Linked DNA regions of Homo sapiens: regions 2, 3 and 4 are each linked to region 1. A link is a contact called in ENCODE Hi-C or POLR2A ChIA-PET data. All regions are on one chromosome and are shown on one strand. The core of a region is the stretch at or near the end of the contact, and the rest is flanking DNA. Distances in the headings are between cores, read along the strand shown. Region 1 holds the start of RPS17 (ribosomal protein S17). Region 2 holds the start of SNHG21 (small nucleolar RNA host gene 21). Region 3 overlaps FSD2 (fibronectin type III and SPRY domain containing 2). Region 4 holds the start of GOLGA6L10 (golgin A6 family like 10).

Region 1 (4,109 bases), core at 1,610-4,109:
CATTTTAGTTTCAACAAAAATGCTGCATTCAGCGCAGTGGTTATTTCAGGAAGAAAAGACCCACAGCGGGGCTGTAGCTGTACTGGTGATGTTTTTCTGAAGCTGGGAAAGTACATGTGAGTTCATTTTGCTACTACCTTTTTGAGTGTCTTAAACATTTAATGACCATAAAAATAGGAAAAATGAAGTTGTTCAAAATCACCAACCGCCCATGAAGCCCATGCTTTCACCCAAGTATGCAAAAGGACTAAGATAAGCCATAGAAAAAACATCAAAGTGCAATGAAGATACTCGTGAACTACCTAAGTAGTGCCTTGTATGTACCTGGAAATGGACCAAAGCTCATTTCTGAGTGGTTAGCATGGAGACACCAAAGGAATGCCTTCACAGAAGAAAAGCAGGCAGATTCAGCCAGGGCTGACACAAAGGGGGCAACGTAAGCCAGCTATAAAACCAAGAACAGAAGCAGCCAAGAGAGAAAAGGTGTCCTGGAAGCCACTAGATTTGGGAATCATGATCTTGTGGCGAACTAACTCAATGCACACAACTTCCGCTACACCCCTTATGAAAGCAGTCCAGTTTAGTGGCTACAAGTTTAGATGGGATTCCCAACTCTGCCACTTACTAGCTGGGTGACCTTGGATAATAAGACCTACTGATGGTTTTTGACCAGGAAAATACCACTTTAGGAATCCAGCAAACACTTACCAAAAGCTTCAGCATTTCCTTAGTGTCAGGATCTACTTCAATAATCTCCTGATCCAAGGCTGAGACCTACAAGGAAACGAGGTAGGGTCAAAATACCAATCAATGAGATTATCACTCACCTCTCCTCCTCCTCTCCCCAGGTTCTTAAATATGGGGAAGAGGAGCTGCACAAGGATAGCATTCCTCTCACAAGGTGAGCAGTCTCTTACAGTATTACAGACCCCGATGACCTGTTCTTCTGGCCTTACCTTCCCATGCCCTCATTCAGTATTCAGAACACTTGAAGTCTGTGTTTACACCAAAGAATACTATATTAGGGGCAAACAATCGAGCCACGACAGCAGTCATCAAATCAACATTAAGGGCTCTCATGAAATATGGAATAGACTTAACTGGTTCCAGAAGAGCAGAATGGAGGCTAAGAAACTGGTAGGGGGCCTATGGGCACCCACAGCTGGTTATGGAATGTATGGATTAAAGGTCTCAGATTCAGCTGAGGTCCCTTTGGAAGCCAAGAACCCATAGCTTTATCATTTGAGGATTAGCCAGAAGCCCAAATATCCAGAAAGTTTACCTCAGGAACATAATTGTCTCTCCTTTCTCTCTCCTCCTCCTGCAGCTTGATGGAGATACCTCTTACTGGGCCTCTCTGAATTCGCTTCATCAGATGCGTGACATAACTACAAAGCACACACAGCCAAAGAGAACAGTGAGAAGACAAATCAACTCCCACCTGGTACTGAGCACATGTGCATATATAAATACCCGCTTTAGTTCTTTTCCACAGTGAGAAGGAAGAGGACTCACTATCCTGGGACCTCCTACACATAGAACCTCCACTGGCCTGAGCATTCCTTCCCCTTGGTTTCTCACTCTCTATTCAAACTCTCCTTCATGATGATCAAGCGCCCCACCCCCAACTCGCCCCGCCCCGCCCCGCAGTTTCACGACCCTTCACAGCCTTCATTTTCTTCCAATTTCAAATTCACATAACTTGGCAATTAATACGTTGACTTTGGCACTATTCTTCCAGGCCATATGCCTATAAATCTCTCGAACAGTAACTGCAACTGTGAAGTAAGCATTAGAAGTTGACATCCAGCCGGGCGAGGTGGCTCACGCCTGTAATCCCAGCAATTTGGGAGGCCGAGGCGGGCGGATCGCTTGAGGTCAGGTGTTCGAGACCAGCCTGGTCAACATTGTGAAACCCTGTTGTCTACTAAAAATACAAAAATTAGCCGAGTGTGGTAGCACGTGCCTCTAATCCCAGCTACTGGGAAGGCTGAGGCATGACAATCGCTTGAACCCGGGAGACGGAGGTTGCAGTGAGCCGAGATGGCGCCACTGCACTCTAGCCTGGGCGCCAGGGCAAGATTCCGTCTCAAAAAAAAAAGAAAAAAAAGAAAGAAAAAAGTTGACAACTAAAAGCAACGTAGCTTCAAAGCAAGAGGTCTGACGGTGGCTACCTTCGACCCAGGGTCACCGCGGCCAGTCATGACACAGGCCTAAGTTCACAACAGAAATCCTGCACACGCAGAGCTCTAGCCCTTCTCCGGGACACCAGGGAGTCTCAGGCTAACGAAACCACCAAGGCACCGTCTCTTCCCGAGTCGGAGGGCGGCAGAGCACACAAACAGATCGCGGAGCCCCGGAGGCCGAGGAAGGCCCGACTCACCCTGCTATCTTGTTGCGGAGCTTTTTGCTGGGGATAATGGCGATCTCCTCGCACACGCGCTTGTTCGTGTGGAAGTCGTTGCCCAGGCGCGTGTAGTACTTTTCTATGATGACCCGGGCCGCCTTCTTCACGGTTTTGGTGCGAACGCGGCCCTGCGGGTGGAGAGGACAGGATCACTCACGAGCCAGCGCAACCTTCTGGGAAGAGTGCGGCGCCGAGCCCCGGCCGGTGTGGTTGGGGACCGCCGGCTGCGCTGAGCCGGAGAGGGCCCGGCTAAACAGTGCCGGGCGCCGGGCTTAATGCGGAAGCCGCCGGCCCGTTGCGCTCCAGCCTGACAGGGCTCTGCGCCTTCCCGGCCCAGGGCCTCTCTGTGGGCTGAGGACCGCGGGAAGCTGCAGATGGGGGACGATTGTGGAGGATGGCGGCCTCGAGCCAAAACACCTACCATGTTGGCGGGTCCTTGGTAAAAGAGGAAACAGGAAGCACAGGCGAAGCCTGTTAAAGCTTAGGCCAGAAAGCCGCTTCCGCCCGGCCACGGTCGCTCTGAGCCTACTCGGGAGCCACACAGCGCCCCCTGGCGGAGTGGAGCGGGGGCGGCGGTGGCGCGCCCCTCCGGTGGGCAGGGTGTCTGTCCCGCCCCCGACGGCTCCTCCCTTTCCGCTCCCCGCTCCCCTCGGTTGACTTGGGCTCGCTTCTCTCCCCCATCTGATTTTTAATGGGACCGCCCGTGCGATGTGCTCTAGCGTAGCGTCCATCTCTTCCACACACGCCAGGGAGAGGAGAAGCATCCGGTCCTCGGGAGGACCGAGAAAAGAAGGCGATCCAGGGCCGTGGAACAATGAGGAAGTGGGGGATGGCGGCCGCCCAGGTCCCCCACTCAGTCCGCGGGCCGGAGACTTGTCAGGTAGAGACAGGGTGCGACTGGGCGAGACGTATCTCATTTCTTCCGGGCCTTTGCTCAAATGTCGCCTTATCAGAGGGCTTTCCCTTCAAACTTAGGTAAAATAACTCCCTCACTATCCCTGCTTATATTTCCTAGCACTTGCCGTGTGATTCGGCTTATTTTTCTCAACTAGGGGTGAGCTCCATGACAGTAATGGTCATTTTGTTTAGCTAATTCCCAGTGCTTGAACAGCGCCTAGCACGTAACAACCTCTAACATTGACGTGAAGGGCCCAGCTCACCAGCAGAGCTCCCAACACCTCAGGTACCTTCTCCATCCACTATCTTCAGGCTGTTCCTGCCGCACCCATCCTCAAACCAGGGCCTTCCGAAGCCACCAGCGCAGGCTGCCCCGATGGGCCGCAGCCTAGGTAGGGCCCTGCCCCCTTCTTCCAACTCTGCTCCCTGGGCTGACAGCAATCCTAGGCTCCCACCTGACAGGGGAAGGCTGAGCTGGCCAGGCTGGATGAGTTAAGCCCAGGGCTGTGCCTCATTCCTCAACGCACCTTGGGTACTCCAGTCGGACTCTCAACTGATTGGGGATGGAAACCTGAAGGACAGGAAACCCTGGCAGCAAAAAGTACCAATGGGACAAAAGAAAAGGCCAGAATCTCAGAACTGCGGGAGCAAACTTCCAGTCAAGCTGCTGTCAGGCCCGAAGTGAAAGATCAGGGTTTTTGTTTTTGTTTTTGTTTTTGAGACGGAGTCTTGCTGTCGCCCAGGCTGGAGTGCAGTGGCGCGATCTCGGCTCACTGCAACCTCTGCCTCCCAAGTTCAAGCGATT
Region 2 (4,092 bases), core at 1,487-3,986, 210 kb after region 1:
TATCAGGGATAAAGAGAAGCATTATGTAATGATTAAGAAGTTATTTCTCCAAGAAGACATAACAGTCCTTAAAGTGTATGTGACTAGCAACATAATATCAAAATATGTGAGGTAAAAACTGATAGAACTGCAAAGAAAAACAGATGAATCCATTGTCATAGTTGGAGATTTCAACATATTGCTATCAGAAATAAACAGATCCAGCACAAAGAAAATCAGTAAAGACACAGTTGAACTCAACAACACCATCAATCAACTGAATAATATTGACATCTGTAGACGACTTCATTTAACAACAGCAAAATACACATTTTTCTTAAGCTCATAGGGAACATTCACTAGGAGAGACTACATTTTGGGCCATAAAATACACTTTAACCCACTTAGGAGAATAGAAATTATACAATGCCTGCTCTCAGACAACAATGGAATTTAACTAGAAATCAATAATGGAAAAATAACCTAGAAATCCCAAAATATTTGGAGATTAAACAATATACTTCTAATTTACATATGAGCCAAAGAAGAAATTTCAAGAGAAATTTAAAAATATTTTGAATTAAATGAAAGTGAAAATATAATCAAAATTTGTGGGAAGCAGTTAAAACAGTGATTAGAGGGAAATTAACACCATTGAATGCATATATTAGAAAAAATGAAAGATCTAAAATCAATTTTAGCTTTCACCTTAGGAAAACAGAAAAAGAAGAGTTAATTAAATACAAAGTAAGTAGAAGAAAACAAATAATAAAAATTAGAGCAGAAATCAATGAAATTTAAAACAGAAAATAGAGAAAATCATTGAAACCAAAAAGCTTGTTCTTGAAAAAGAGCAATAAAAGCAAAACACTTCTAGTAATCTAACTATAAAAACAATTGAGAAGGCATAAATTACTAATATTAGAAATGAAAGAGGGGAACATCACTACAGATCCCATGAAGATTAAAAGGGTGATAAAAACTCTATGCCCAAAAACAAAAACAAGAAAAAAACTCTACGCTCATAAATTTGATAGCCTAAATGAAATGGACCAATTTCTTGAAAGATACGATCTGGCAAAACTCACACAAGAAGAAACAATCTGAATAGGCCTATATCTATTTTTTAAATGGAATCAATAATTGATAACTTTCAGAAACAGAAAGTACCAGGTCCAGATGGTCTAACTGGTGAATTCTATGAAACATTTAAGGAAGAAATTATGCAAATTATCTATAGTCTCTTTCAAAAGATAGAAGTAGAGAGAATCTTTCGTAACTAATTTTTTTTTTTTTTGAGATGGATTTTCGCTCGTCACCCAGGTTGGAGTGCAACGGTGCCATCTCAGCTCACTGCAACCTCCACCTCCTGTGATCAAGCGATTCTCCTGCCTCAGCCTCCCAAGTAGCTGGAACTACAGGCACCTGTCACCACGCCCGGCTAATTTTTGTATTTTTAGTAGAGGCGGAGTCTCGCCATGTTGGCCAGGCTGGGCTCAAACTCCTGACCTCAGCTGATCCGCCCACCTCGGCCTCCCAAGGGGCTGGGACTACAGGCGTGAGCCACCACGCCCGGCCCCTACCCATCCTTTAAAGGGATACTCCGAATGTCTATGAACACTCAGATAAAACTGAACTAAATTTGAATCCACTTGTACTACATTTATTTGTCAACTCTTCGTTTGTCTACTTCTTGAGAACTTTAACAGCTGTACTGGGTTGGTTAGTGTCGCCCCCAAAATTCATGTCCTTCCTGGAACCTCAAAATGTGACCTTATTTGGAAAGAGTGTCATTGCAGATGTGATTAGTCATGATCAGGTCATACTGGAGTAAGGTGAGCCTTTTACCTAACAGGACTGGTGTCCTTATAAAACACACAGAGACAGAGACACACAGGGAGTATACCATTTGATAACAGAGGAAGAGAATGGAGTAATGCAGCTACAAGCGAAAGTACACCAATGATTGCTGGCTCCCACTAGAAGCTAGGAAGAGGCAGGAAGGATTCTATCCAGAGTCTCAGAAGAAGCAAGACCCCACTGACATCTTGATTTCTGACTTCCAGACTCCAGAAAGCGAGAAAATATATCTGTTGTTTTAAGCTATCCAGTGTGAGGTACTTGGTTATGGCAGCTTCAGAAAACTAATACAACAGCAATTTCAATTTCTACTTTATCTTCCTAGCCCCAAGAGTACCATGTGGCTATTAGAGTACAGGATTATGTAGGCTCTCAAATCCCTTCCATGGTAAAAGAATGATTGGGCTTCCAGCAGTGGCCAAGAATTGCCAGACGCTTATGAGCGCCTGCTGCGAGATGCTTGTACAGTGAATGCTCAATAAAGTGGTGGCCATTATAACCGCAAGCAATGAGACTACATAAATAGTAAGAAACGAAATAGAACAAGGGGCAGCGGGAGCAAAGAGAGAAACAAGGGCAGCTGAGGAAGGAAGCCTCAATTCCCCGGAGGACATCCGCGGGCGGAGGAAATGTGAATCTGCAAGTCGTTCTCCCAGACCCCGCTTAACGATTCCCGGCCCTTTCTCCACTCCCTACAGCCCTCGGACCCAGCAACAACCGGATCCTGTGCAGGTCTTCCCTGAGTCCAACGCGATTCTCCTGGATAACGTCAACCAGCTGAGCGATTCTGAGCCTGCGCGAAGCTCCTCGGCGCTTCCAGTAATGTCACGCTGGTGCGTGGGGCGGGACTTCCTCTCACGCGCAGGAAACGAGAAGGGCTTTTCCGCCGGAAAGAGAGTGGATTTACTAGGAAGGTGGGACGTTGGAGGGGTGGCCGCATGGAGTGAGTACTGTCTCTGGCCACCGAGCAGAGCCAGTGACAGCAGCGTCCTGGTAGGCAGGCAGGCGTATCAGGTTTCAGAGGATGCGGCTGGGAACGGGAGTAGAGGTGAGGGGTCGTTGCATCTGTCGCGGTGTGTATCTTTTGGGGGTTCAGCGCCACCAGCGACTTGGGCCTCATTCATCGCGCTTACATTTCTCCACCTCATTTGAAGAACGAGCTTCGTAGCCCACGGAGCTGAGGTTAGTATAAATGTGGAAGGGAGAAGTATGCACTCACCAGACTAAAGTTTACAGTTTTCACATAGGTTGTGCTGTTCTGTGTCCCATAAGGGCCTGCGAGAACCCAGACATTCTGAATCGGTGACGCCTGCTGGAGGCAGCAACACCTGTTGCATTAATTTTAGAACACACACACACGGAGTTGGTAATTCTTAAGCTTCCTGAATCTGCTGGCGGTCATTTGGTGTCAGAAGCAGAGCAAAGCCATCTTGGTCATCTCCCTCCTTTTAGCTTAAACCGAAGCATGATGGGGGAGATAGGCCGAAAGTTATACAGCTTGTTAATAACAGAGCCGAGAGTGAAAGCGCGATTTCTTCATTTTTAGCCCGGAATTATTTGTTGTACACCATACTGTTTCTTTGCATTGCTAGACAATTCGTCTTTTTTTACGAGGTTGACGGGGAGTTGCAAGGAGGAGTGAAAAGGGTGGTAATGTACATCTACATACAGTATAAATCCATGAAAGGCAAAATCCGTGTGTGTTAGGAGTTAGAACTGTGTCAGTCATCTACATCTTCCATAGTTTGTAGATGGAGATGAGTCTGTCACGTCGCTCTGTCATTTCCCTTTTAGCAACAGATGTGTAGTAACAATATGTGAAGAAGGAACTTTCATTGCCTGTTACATACATTTACACAGAGCGGCCTGGGGTTCACTGAGCAAGCTATGTGCTCACCCTAGAAAACTGATTCTGTAGAGTGCACTGCAGTCAAACCTCAGCTGTTTTAAGTAATCTTACATTTGGTGCTTGTGTGGCTTAAGTGTCTTGTGCATTATTGCAGTCATCTCTCTCATGTTATGAAATGGAAATGTGTTGTAGGAAAGTGGCAAGCCTGTGAAGAAAGTAAGTGAGCCTGAGGCCCAGAAAACCATACATTAGCAAATACTGAAAAACTGTTCACATCACATAGGGGGTATCTGAAGTACTGAGGAGCTCATTTAACCGGATGTTCATTGTGGGGAAGCCATGAATAGCCTCCCTCTCCTGGGTTCAAGCGATTTTCCTGCCTCAGCCTCCCGAGTAGCTGTGAT
Region 3 (4,086 bases), core at 1,102-3,601, 230 kb after region 1:
TGAGGTCAGGAGTTCGAGATCAGCCTAGCCAACATGGTGAAACCCCGTCTCTACTAAAAATGCAAAAATTAACCGAGTGTGGTGGCAGGTGCCTGTAATTCCAGCTACTCAGGAGGCTGAGGCAGGAGAATTGCTTGAACCTGGGAGTTGGAGGTTGCAGTGAACCGAGATCATCACGCCACTGCACTCCTGGGCGACAGAGTGAGACTGTCTCAAAAAAAAAAAAAAAAAGGTCCTTGATTTATGTTTATGAGCAAACAATTCTGACTAGAGCTGAAAGTGTTAACTGCTGTTAACCCCCTAACAGCTGCCTATTGGAAATAATCCAATGTATTTAAATTGTACTATACAGAAATATAAGCTCATAATTGCCACTGTCTATATTGCTGCGGTTGCCAACCCCATGTCAGTCCAGTGGGCAAGAGAAGTCTTTAGGATGATGCCCATTTACCAATACAACACCCTCACCCAGATGAGGCCAAGTTGTCCAGGTTATCTTCAGGCTGCAGCTCTGGGCCAGAGGGGCACTTTTACTTATGCATTCAATAAATGTTAACTAAACTCCTTAGGTTCCAGGCACTGTATAGGGAGGCCCTCAGAAAAAACAAATGTAGTTCCTGCCCTCATAGAGCTTACAGTCTAGATGGGAAGAGCAGCATTCTTCAGGCAATCACTGGAAGGAATGTAAGATGGTAACCAAGACAAGTTGATAGTGTGCTGTAGTGTATAATGGTGGGGGCAGGATGGCTTTTGAGCAGAGCTCTGAAGAATGCTGAGGAGGTAACTGGATGAAAAAGGGACAGAGGAGTCTCCTACATAGGAGAAGCATGTGCCAAGGCCCTGTGGCAGGAAGGAGCATGAAAAGTAGGAGGAACTGAAACATGACCAATGTGGTGGGATCTTGAGAGGGAGGGGAGCTGGTGTGGGAGGAGCTGGAGAGGCAGGAAGGGGCCAGAGCCTGTGAAGGAGTTTTGCCTTTTCTTCAGCAATGGGTCGCCATGATTGGATTTGTACTGGAAGAATATGCACCAGCTCTCAGGTCATCTCTCAGGTTACTGACCAGCCCTCTGATGACCTCATCATTGTGAGTTGGTCCCAGGTGTCAAGTGCTCCTAAAGTATCAGCATAAATTGCAAAGGAAACCTGAACCATTAGGATGGCCAGAACCACTGGACACACTGCCCCACTCCTGAGTATCTCCAGAGTGGATTACCAAAGTCAGCCTCTGTGTGGCCATGGACACACAGATTCCACCTGGAACAGATGGATGGGTGGCATATGGCCACGTTTCAAGCCTGGCATTTAGCATAGAAGAATCTGCTTCCCTAACAATTGACACCAACACCTCTTCATTTCTCCAGCTCCAGGTCAGTGCACCCCTGTGTTCCACAGCAGGGGAGCCCCTGGTCCTGGTGGCTGGTGCTGGCCTGCCTGGGTGGTTCATCCCCTTTCACAAACTTCTGTAAACCAGAGGTAAACCTATGCTTCCTCCATCATAGGCTGCTGTAAACTCATAGGTTCTGCGAGCCCTTGTGGTCACTGAGTCCAACCCTTATCAATTTGTGAACCCCTCTAGCTCTCTGAGAATGAGGGGTGAACATGAGCTTCCAGACAGTCTTCTGTGATAGATGAAACATTCTTTGTACATTCAGCTGCAATCTCTTTTGTTTTCGCCTATGGCTTTCACCCTCACCTCTCTGAATTCTAGCTAGGTGGGTCTTTTAGTTCCTCCAGCAGCTCACTCCTGCCCCAGGGCCTGTGTTCATGCAGCCCCCTCCCCCCGAAGCACCCCTGCATTCGCTGTTCTTGGGGCTCAGTCTTTCCCATATGTTCAGGTCTCAGTTTAAACATCTTCTTTATCCAAAGTGGATCCTCACCTCCACCACCATTCTCTGTTTTATTACATTTCTTTTTCCTTCCTAGCACTGTATATTTTACACATTGGTTTGTTTTCTTGCCTTTTGTCTATTTTCCCACCAGACTGTCAGCCCCATTAGGGCAGGAAATTTGTCCATCTAGTTCCCAGTGCCTTGCACAGGACCTGACACCACCCAGGCACTCAATGCATGTTGAATGAATGAATGAATGAATGAATGAATGGGAAACCTTACTTGAGCTAAAACAACAACCACAACAACAACAAAACCTGAGGTTCAACCAACTTATTCATTCACTTGTCATTCACCTTCAGTAATAGCATTCCAGCTACTTCTCATGAACACTAAGCAACCAAAAATTGAGATTCCTGTGTATCAAAAATGCCAACCTTCTCTTCAGACTCCGTATACTTCCTAAGCCATGTCACTGTATCAGGTGTCAGGGCTCTCGTGCCCAGCAAATGCCCTCATGACTCACTCAGTTACACCCGAGGCTTCTGGACTTTCAGCCTGGGTCAGCTCCACAGTGTACGAGTCCACAGGATTCAGGTTCCCAGACTCCCAGCAAATCAGCACAGCCTCTTCACAGCTCCTTATCTCTTTGGTTTTAATAATGGGGGGAGAAGGTGCTAAATGTGGGAGAAAGGGAGAGATGAACAACTGTTGTGTTCATTTCCAGCTGTTTTGTTCAGAGCCATGGACAAACATCACAGCCACCTTCTTCCTCCCACAAAAGAGATTCAGTGCAATAAAAAGCAAACCAGGGAATCCCTTCCAGATGTTCCTGGAATAGAAGATGCTTGCAAGGTTTAAATGTCAGTGTGACCGAGAGTAGCAGTTTTTTATATTTTGAGACCAACCATCAGAAAATGTCACTGTCACTGTCGGCTGAGTGCAGTGGCTCACGCCTGTGATCCCAGCACTTTGGGAGGCCGAGGCGGGTGGATCACTTGAGGTCAGGAGTTCGAGACCAACCTGGCCAACATGGCGAAATGCCATCTCTTCTAAAAATACAAAAAAAAAAAAAATCAGATGTGGTGGCAGACACCTGTAATCCCAGCTACTTGGGAGGGTGAGGCAGGAGAATCACTTGAACCTAGGCGGCAGAGGTTGCAGTGAGCAGAGATCTTGCCACTACACTCCAGCCTGGGCGGGACTCATCTCAAAAAAAAAAAATGTCACTGTCAAACTAGGCATGTAGATTTTGTGTGTTAAATAAAAGAAAAAAATGTACACAGCTCTTCCTACCCTTCTGAATGAAATCAAGAGCCCTGCCATGTCTAGAAACCCATGACTCCTGTGTCCGCTTGAATGAAAGCCCTGCTATAGGAAATGAGTAGCCCATTACCTGTCATGTACACTGCACGCTCGCTAGAGGGGCTGGGGCCAGCCCTGTTGTGAGCTGTGACCCAAAATTCATACTGGGTATTTGGCACAAGGTTTGTCACTGAGCAATATGTTTCTTTGACAGTCACTGTAAACTCTGGGGAAAAAAAAAGATAAGAATTCAACCCTAAAAACTGGCCAAGTGGCTCCAATTCATTATGCCGAATCCCACAGTAGTAGATTACAAAACTGGCTATAAATTCCTCCCATCCCTGTATGCACTCCCTCTGCAGCATGACTTTGCTGCTCCTTCCATTCAGAGCTTCCTTCCTTCTCTCTATTCCTTGAAACTGGGCTTAGCTATGTGACTAGCTTTGGTCAATGGGGCAATAACAAACGATGCAAGCAGAGGCATGGAAGTGCTCGTGCACAGGGGCTAGCCCTCTTGCTGCTGGGGATGCTTCCACTACCACGTGAGCAAGCCCAAGCCAGCCTCCTGGAGGATGTGAGACCGCAGGGAGAGAGACCCCAGCTGCCCAAGTCCTCCCGGCTATCCTATCTGCGACAACAGTAAATGAGGCCATCCTAGACCAACCAGCCCTATCCAAGGTGGTTCAGAATAGAACTGTTTGGCCAGCCCACAGAATTACAAGAAATAATAGGGCCGGGCGCGGTAGCTCATGCCTATAGTCCCAGCACTTTGGGAGGCTGAGGCAGGTGAATCACTAGGTCAGGAGATCGAGACCATCCTGGCTAACACAGTGAAACCTCATCTCTACTAAAAATACAAAAAATTAGCTGGGCGTGGTGGCATTTGCCTGTAGTCCCAGCTACTCGGGAGGCCGAGGCAGGAGAATCACTTGAACCCGGGAAGTGGAGGTTG
Region 4 (4,424 bases), core at 1,125-3,624, 190 kb before region 1:
CCTGATGGCAAGTGGCTCTTCTCATTGGCCTGGCTTCCCCTTGAGACTGGGGATGAGGAAAATCAAACAGCAACGACCATTTCCTCAGTGTCCTGGGTGTTTGCAGCAGGCCATGTACTAAGGATTCACATAAAAGCAACAATAACGAATCTCATTTAAACTTCACAAATGGAAGTCAAAAAATACCACCTCTATTATACAGATGTGAAAAGAGAGGCCCAAAGACCTCAAGCAACTTGCCCTAAATCATATGCTAATCAATCCCTAATCAATTCTTAGCAGACGGAGAGGCAGGATTCAAATCCAGAATTCTTAACCAGTACCCAACAGTCCATCTACAATCTTAACAATTACCCTCTACTGCCCCTTGGGCCCCCTGTCCCCAGGAGCCTGGCCCGCCGAGACTCACATCCCCAGGTGAGTGGTAACCACCAGAAGTGGCTGTGTCAGGGCTACTGCCATTGACTTTCTTTTTCCTGTTAGCTCCTGCTGGAATGCCAGGGCTCTTCCTCTGCCAATATGCTTTTAACTGTGGGAAAGAAGAGCAGTAACACTCATGAGAATGATCAGCCCCTACAGCCACATCCTCCTTTACAGTTTTGACAAAATACCCTTATATACCATCTGATGTAATGCCACCAACAACCGTACAAGGTGTTGTCACAATCAGTGACTGAGAGGGATTCATATCATGGATAGAAAAAAAAAAAAAGAAAGATCAAAAAAGGCAATACTGGAACTTAAACTCAGTCCTCTGACTCCACGCTCTGGGGTTTTGCCATGAATCAGCAGCTTCCAGGGACCAAAACCAGGGGCAGAGGTAGAAAAGCACACATTAAGCAGGCAGGAACTGTAGGCCGTGTGGTTTAGAGTCATACATCCTCACAGGTCTGCTAGCGTGAAGAAGCGTACCAGTACCTCTCACACTTTCATATCAATGTGTCCTCATGGCAGAAGGCAGCTTTTCTATTAAATCTGGGAATTTATCAGAAAGAGGACAACCCAAGCCTCATTTCAGAGCAAAGTCTGGTATACGCTTGGAAACCTATGTGTCTGTCATCCCCAAGTACATTAATGCATTTTCTCAAGAGAATCAAGGGAAAATGATGCTTCAGAAAGATGTCCCGCATTTATCCTGTGGCACTCAAAGTACCCCAGGTTGAGACGATATGAGGAAGATTCAAGCTGTCAAGTTCAGTTTCCCAAGATCTATTCCACAGAAGATGAGCAAATCTCACTTCAGAGGCCACTGACTGAAGGGCAGTCTGGTCCCAGAACCGTGGAGAACTCAGAAAAAAATGTTAAAGTCTCTCTGGAAAGTAGAAGCCTGGGAAAAAACCAAACCAAACCCATTCTCCCATTGCCACCCAGAGATACTGTGAACATTTTGAGCTCACAGGGGAAGTGTAGGCTTTTCCCACTGTCAATGTCTATGTTAAGGGAGTAAGGCAGCCTGAAACCTCTTGCTCCTAGGTCCCATAGTCTCCACTCCCCTTCCAGCTGGAAATTTGTGCTGCAACCAGAGGAACCAGAAATGGGGTGAGAAAACTTAGGGGACTGGGTTGTAAGATCAAAGGCTGGTCTTGCAGCAGTAATGACAGTTCCTAGGGGCACTGTGACATCATTGCATTCCACTCCTCCCAGGGGAGGGGACCACATCAGCGCGATGCCCGAGTCGCTGCTCCACGATGGGGGAGGGAAACACACGGTTTCGACCCAGGTCCTCAGAGACGCCAGCCCAAGAAGCCTAGGGAGGTCGAGCTTGGGGCAGCAGGAGGGGAGGGCAGAGTCTGCAGTAGGGAGCCCCGGGAGTCACCAGCCCAAAGCCACCCAGGGATGACTGGTGAGGGCAGGGCCTGGGGCTGGGGGACCCAGGTCCTGGGAGACGCAAGCCCAAAGAGCCCAGGGAGGTTGGGCTTGGGGTGGCAGGAGGTGAGGGCTGATTATGGAGCAGGGAGCCCCAGGAGTCACCTGCCCAAAGTCACCCTGGGGTGATTGGCAAGGGCAGGGACTGGGCTGCTTGCTGAAGGGGTGGGGCTGACTGACTAGGCTTTGGTTGGGGGAGCCCAGAGGGGCTGGGGTTGGGGGGCCCCATCTGGTATGCCTCAGGAGTGGTATGGACTCTGGCACAGGTCTTGTCATCGGAGGGGATCTGTGGCTGGGTTGGGGGCCATGACCTGGTGTGTTTTACCTTTTTCTTGGCTGCGGCCAATTTCCCCTGTTGTGTTTTTTCTGACATCGCGGGGTGGGGAGGGAGGCGGGGTTGGGGCCACATCAGCGAAATACCAGTGAGCACTGCTCAATGCCTCCAGTCACCTACCAGGCAGCTGTGCAACTGAGCCACAGGTGGCGTAACCAGGGCACCAATGGAACGCAGAATAGGGGCGTGGCCTTAATGCTCCAAGCCCATTGGTCAGTGAGAAAGATGAAAGGGAAAGGAGGCGTGGCCAGGCGCAGCATGTCCAGAGGGACCTGTGGCATCATAAGGAAAGCTGCCCATGCAACCGCTGTCCCCGCCCACTCAGAGAAAGGGGAGGGGCCGCCCACTCTGGGAGAGGGGAAGGGCTGGGTTTTGCTTTAAAACTTTTAAAACTGTAAAAAATAAACTTTAAAAAATATATGTGTATATACTTTATATATATGTGTGTCTGTGTGTGTGTATCTATGTGTTCCTCCAGAGCTGTCTTCATTATGCAGCTTCTGTGCAAAGTCTGTGATTTTGGCCTATATTTTTCATCTTCAAATGGAGTACAAGAATTACCAGTATTACCTTAACTGAGATATAGATCCTATAAAAATGGAAAATCCATAGCATGCTTGATGATTAATGAAGCCGACTATAGTATCCGACATTCCAATAAGACAAAATAATCACAACAATTTCTCTTTTTTGGAAAAATGTTTGTCTTATTCTCCTACATTATTGTTAAGATTTCTTTTAAAAACAAGAAACATGTCTAATATCTTTAAAAACACAAAGCTTTTGGGCCGGGTGCGGTGGCTCACGCCTGTAATGCCATCACTTTGGGAGGCCGAGGTGGGTGGATTGCCTGAGGTCAGGAGTTCGAGACCAGCCTGGCCAACATGATGAAACCCTGTCTCTACTAAAAATACAAAAACTAGCCAGGCGTGGTTGCGGGTGCCTGTAATCCCAGCTATTTGGGAGGCTGAGGCAGGAGAATCACTGGAACCCAGGAGATGGAGGTTGCAGTGAGCCAAGCTCACGCCACTGCACTCCAGCCTGGGCGACAGAGCAAGACTCCATCTCAAAAGAAATAAAATAAAATACAAAATAAGTAAGAACACAAAGCTTTCAATTTAATAACCACTTAAAGCTCTTTACTGGTTTAAGAGAATTACAAGGCCCATTTTTCTAGAATCACCTGGCCTCTCTAAGCCTTGCAAATGAAGCTGAATTTCTCACTTGATACTTGGCTATCACTTGCAGTCATGAAAACCAAGAATTTGTTATGTCACTGTGTATTGCTTGTTACCTGAAATCCACACTAGGCTGGGATCAAGGGTTGAATCTTTCATGATTTTCTCCATAACCTGTGTGCTTCTTATCCCACACCAAACTAAGCTTTTTTTCTAGAGCTCTGCAACTTACAGTTAGTATATGAGAGCAGTTCTCAAAAATGTAGTCTCTGGACTAGCAGCTCCAGCAGCACCTGGGAACTTCTTATAAATACACATCCTCCGGCCCCACCCTGGACCTGATGAATCAGAAACTCTGGAGTAGGGCTCAGCAATCTGTGCTGCAGTAATCCCTCCAGGTGTTCAAGAACCTCTGGCATACAGCAGGTAGAAAAATGTGTTTCCTTCTGTAGGTCCAAAACCAGGGATACTATATGTTCTGTCTCTATATGAAACAATGACGTGCAATTAAAAGACATAAATCTCCTTCCTGCTCCCACCTTCCAGCCAATGAGTTTTATTTTTATGAGTTAAATAAGAAAACAATCAGAGATTTCGTCTAAATCGCATATTTACAGGTATCAGTTCTCATCCAGCCTGATCTTATCCAATATCATTTATATTCTCTTACATGTGAAGTTTTAGAGAAGGATCTTCACAATGTAAGACTCAGGCACACTAGGAGTTCTGTAATAAAACACCAAGTAGATCAGAATGTCCAAACTTACTGGAGAAGAAAAGTGGAATCATTGGCTATATTTTCAAATGGCAATAAACAGGAAATTAAAGTTTTGAATTTTTTTTCACCTTCATCCTTCCACGTTAATAGAATTAAGCCAAAATACTTGTCTTCCAAAGCCTCTAGCCAGGCAAAATTTTACTATATTACTTCTTGCTTTTCAATGGCTATAAAGCAGACTCCTGGTAGGCACATTTGGTATACCTGCAAAGATGAAGAACTAAACAGTTCCATCTGTTCAATACTGAAACAAAAGTCCTGCCAACCT

Evidence for each region. A loop is a pair of places that touch in the nucleus more often than their neighbours do. ChIA-PET counts read pairs that join two places held with the same protein, here RNA polymerase II (POLR2A). Pooled maps may share reads with other maps.
Region 2: a map of B cell shows a loop between it and region 1 (39-fold over the local background). The contact joins the promoter of SNHG21 here to the promoter of RPS17 in region 1. A Hi-C loop is called at or near these places in 42 of 168 maps with a recorded cell type or tissue (B cell, CD14-positive monocyte, CD4-positive, alpha-beta T cell and 30 more), 27 of 37 single-sample maps with no recorded cell type and 46 of 50 pooled maps. POLR2A ChIA-PET finds 5 or more read pairs at or near these places in 44 of 52 experiments (A549, AG04449, AG04450 and 33 more).
Region 3: POLR2A ChIA-PET joins it to region 1 with 12 read pairs in K562. The contact joins the enhancer-like site here to the promoter of RPS17 in region 1. POLR2A ChIA-PET finds 5 or more read pairs at or near these places in 8 of 52 experiments (AG04450, H1, HEK293T and 5 more).
Region 4: a map of GM12878 shows a loop between it and region 1 (11-fold over the local background). The contact joins the promoter of GOLGA6L10 here to the promoter of RPS17 in region 1. A Hi-C loop is called at or near these places in 1 of 168 maps with a recorded cell type or tissue (GM12878) and 6 of 50 pooled maps. POLR2A ChIA-PET finds 5 or more read pairs at or near these places in 1 of 52 experiments (A673).

What each region holds. Positions count from the first base shown.
Region 1 is chr15:82,537,598-82,541,706 of GRCh38, forward strand. RPS17 (ribosomal protein S17) reads right to left here and starts at 2,860. Exons shown (of 5, transcript NM_001021.6): 1 at 2,829-2,860; 2 at 2,384-2,535; 3 at 1,283-1,388; 4 at 709-774. The coding sequence starts at 2,831. RefSeq lists silencers at 2,867-2,986, 2,997-3,096 and an enhancer at 3,216-3,717.
Region 2 is chr15:82,747,828-82,751,919 of GRCh38, forward strand. SNHG21 (small nucleolar RNA host gene 21) reads left to right here and starts at 2,737. Exons shown (of 3, transcript NR_110098.1): 1 at 2,737-3,021. RefSeq lists enhancers at 2,421-2,550, 2,841-2,910.
Region 3 is chr15:82,766,525-82,770,610 of GRCh38, forward strand. It overlaps FSD2 (fibronectin type III and SPRY domain containing 2), which reads right to left. Exons shown (of 13, transcript NM_001007122.4): 8 at 3,226-3,360; 9 at 2,356-2,506. Among named protein-coding and RNA genes, the nearest start is that of SNHG21, 18 kb to the left of the region's middle. Within about 2 kb of position 2,352, at least 2 of the 41 ENCODE cell types and tissues checked have a DNase peak (open chromatin) inside an H3K27ac peak, as active enhancers do.
Region 4 is chr15:82,347,101-82,351,524 of GRCh38, forward strand. GOLGA6L10 (golgin A6 family like 10) reads right to left here and starts at 2,375. Exons shown (of 9, transcript NM_001164465.3): 1 at 2,192-2,375; 2 at 410-529. The coding sequence starts at 2,275.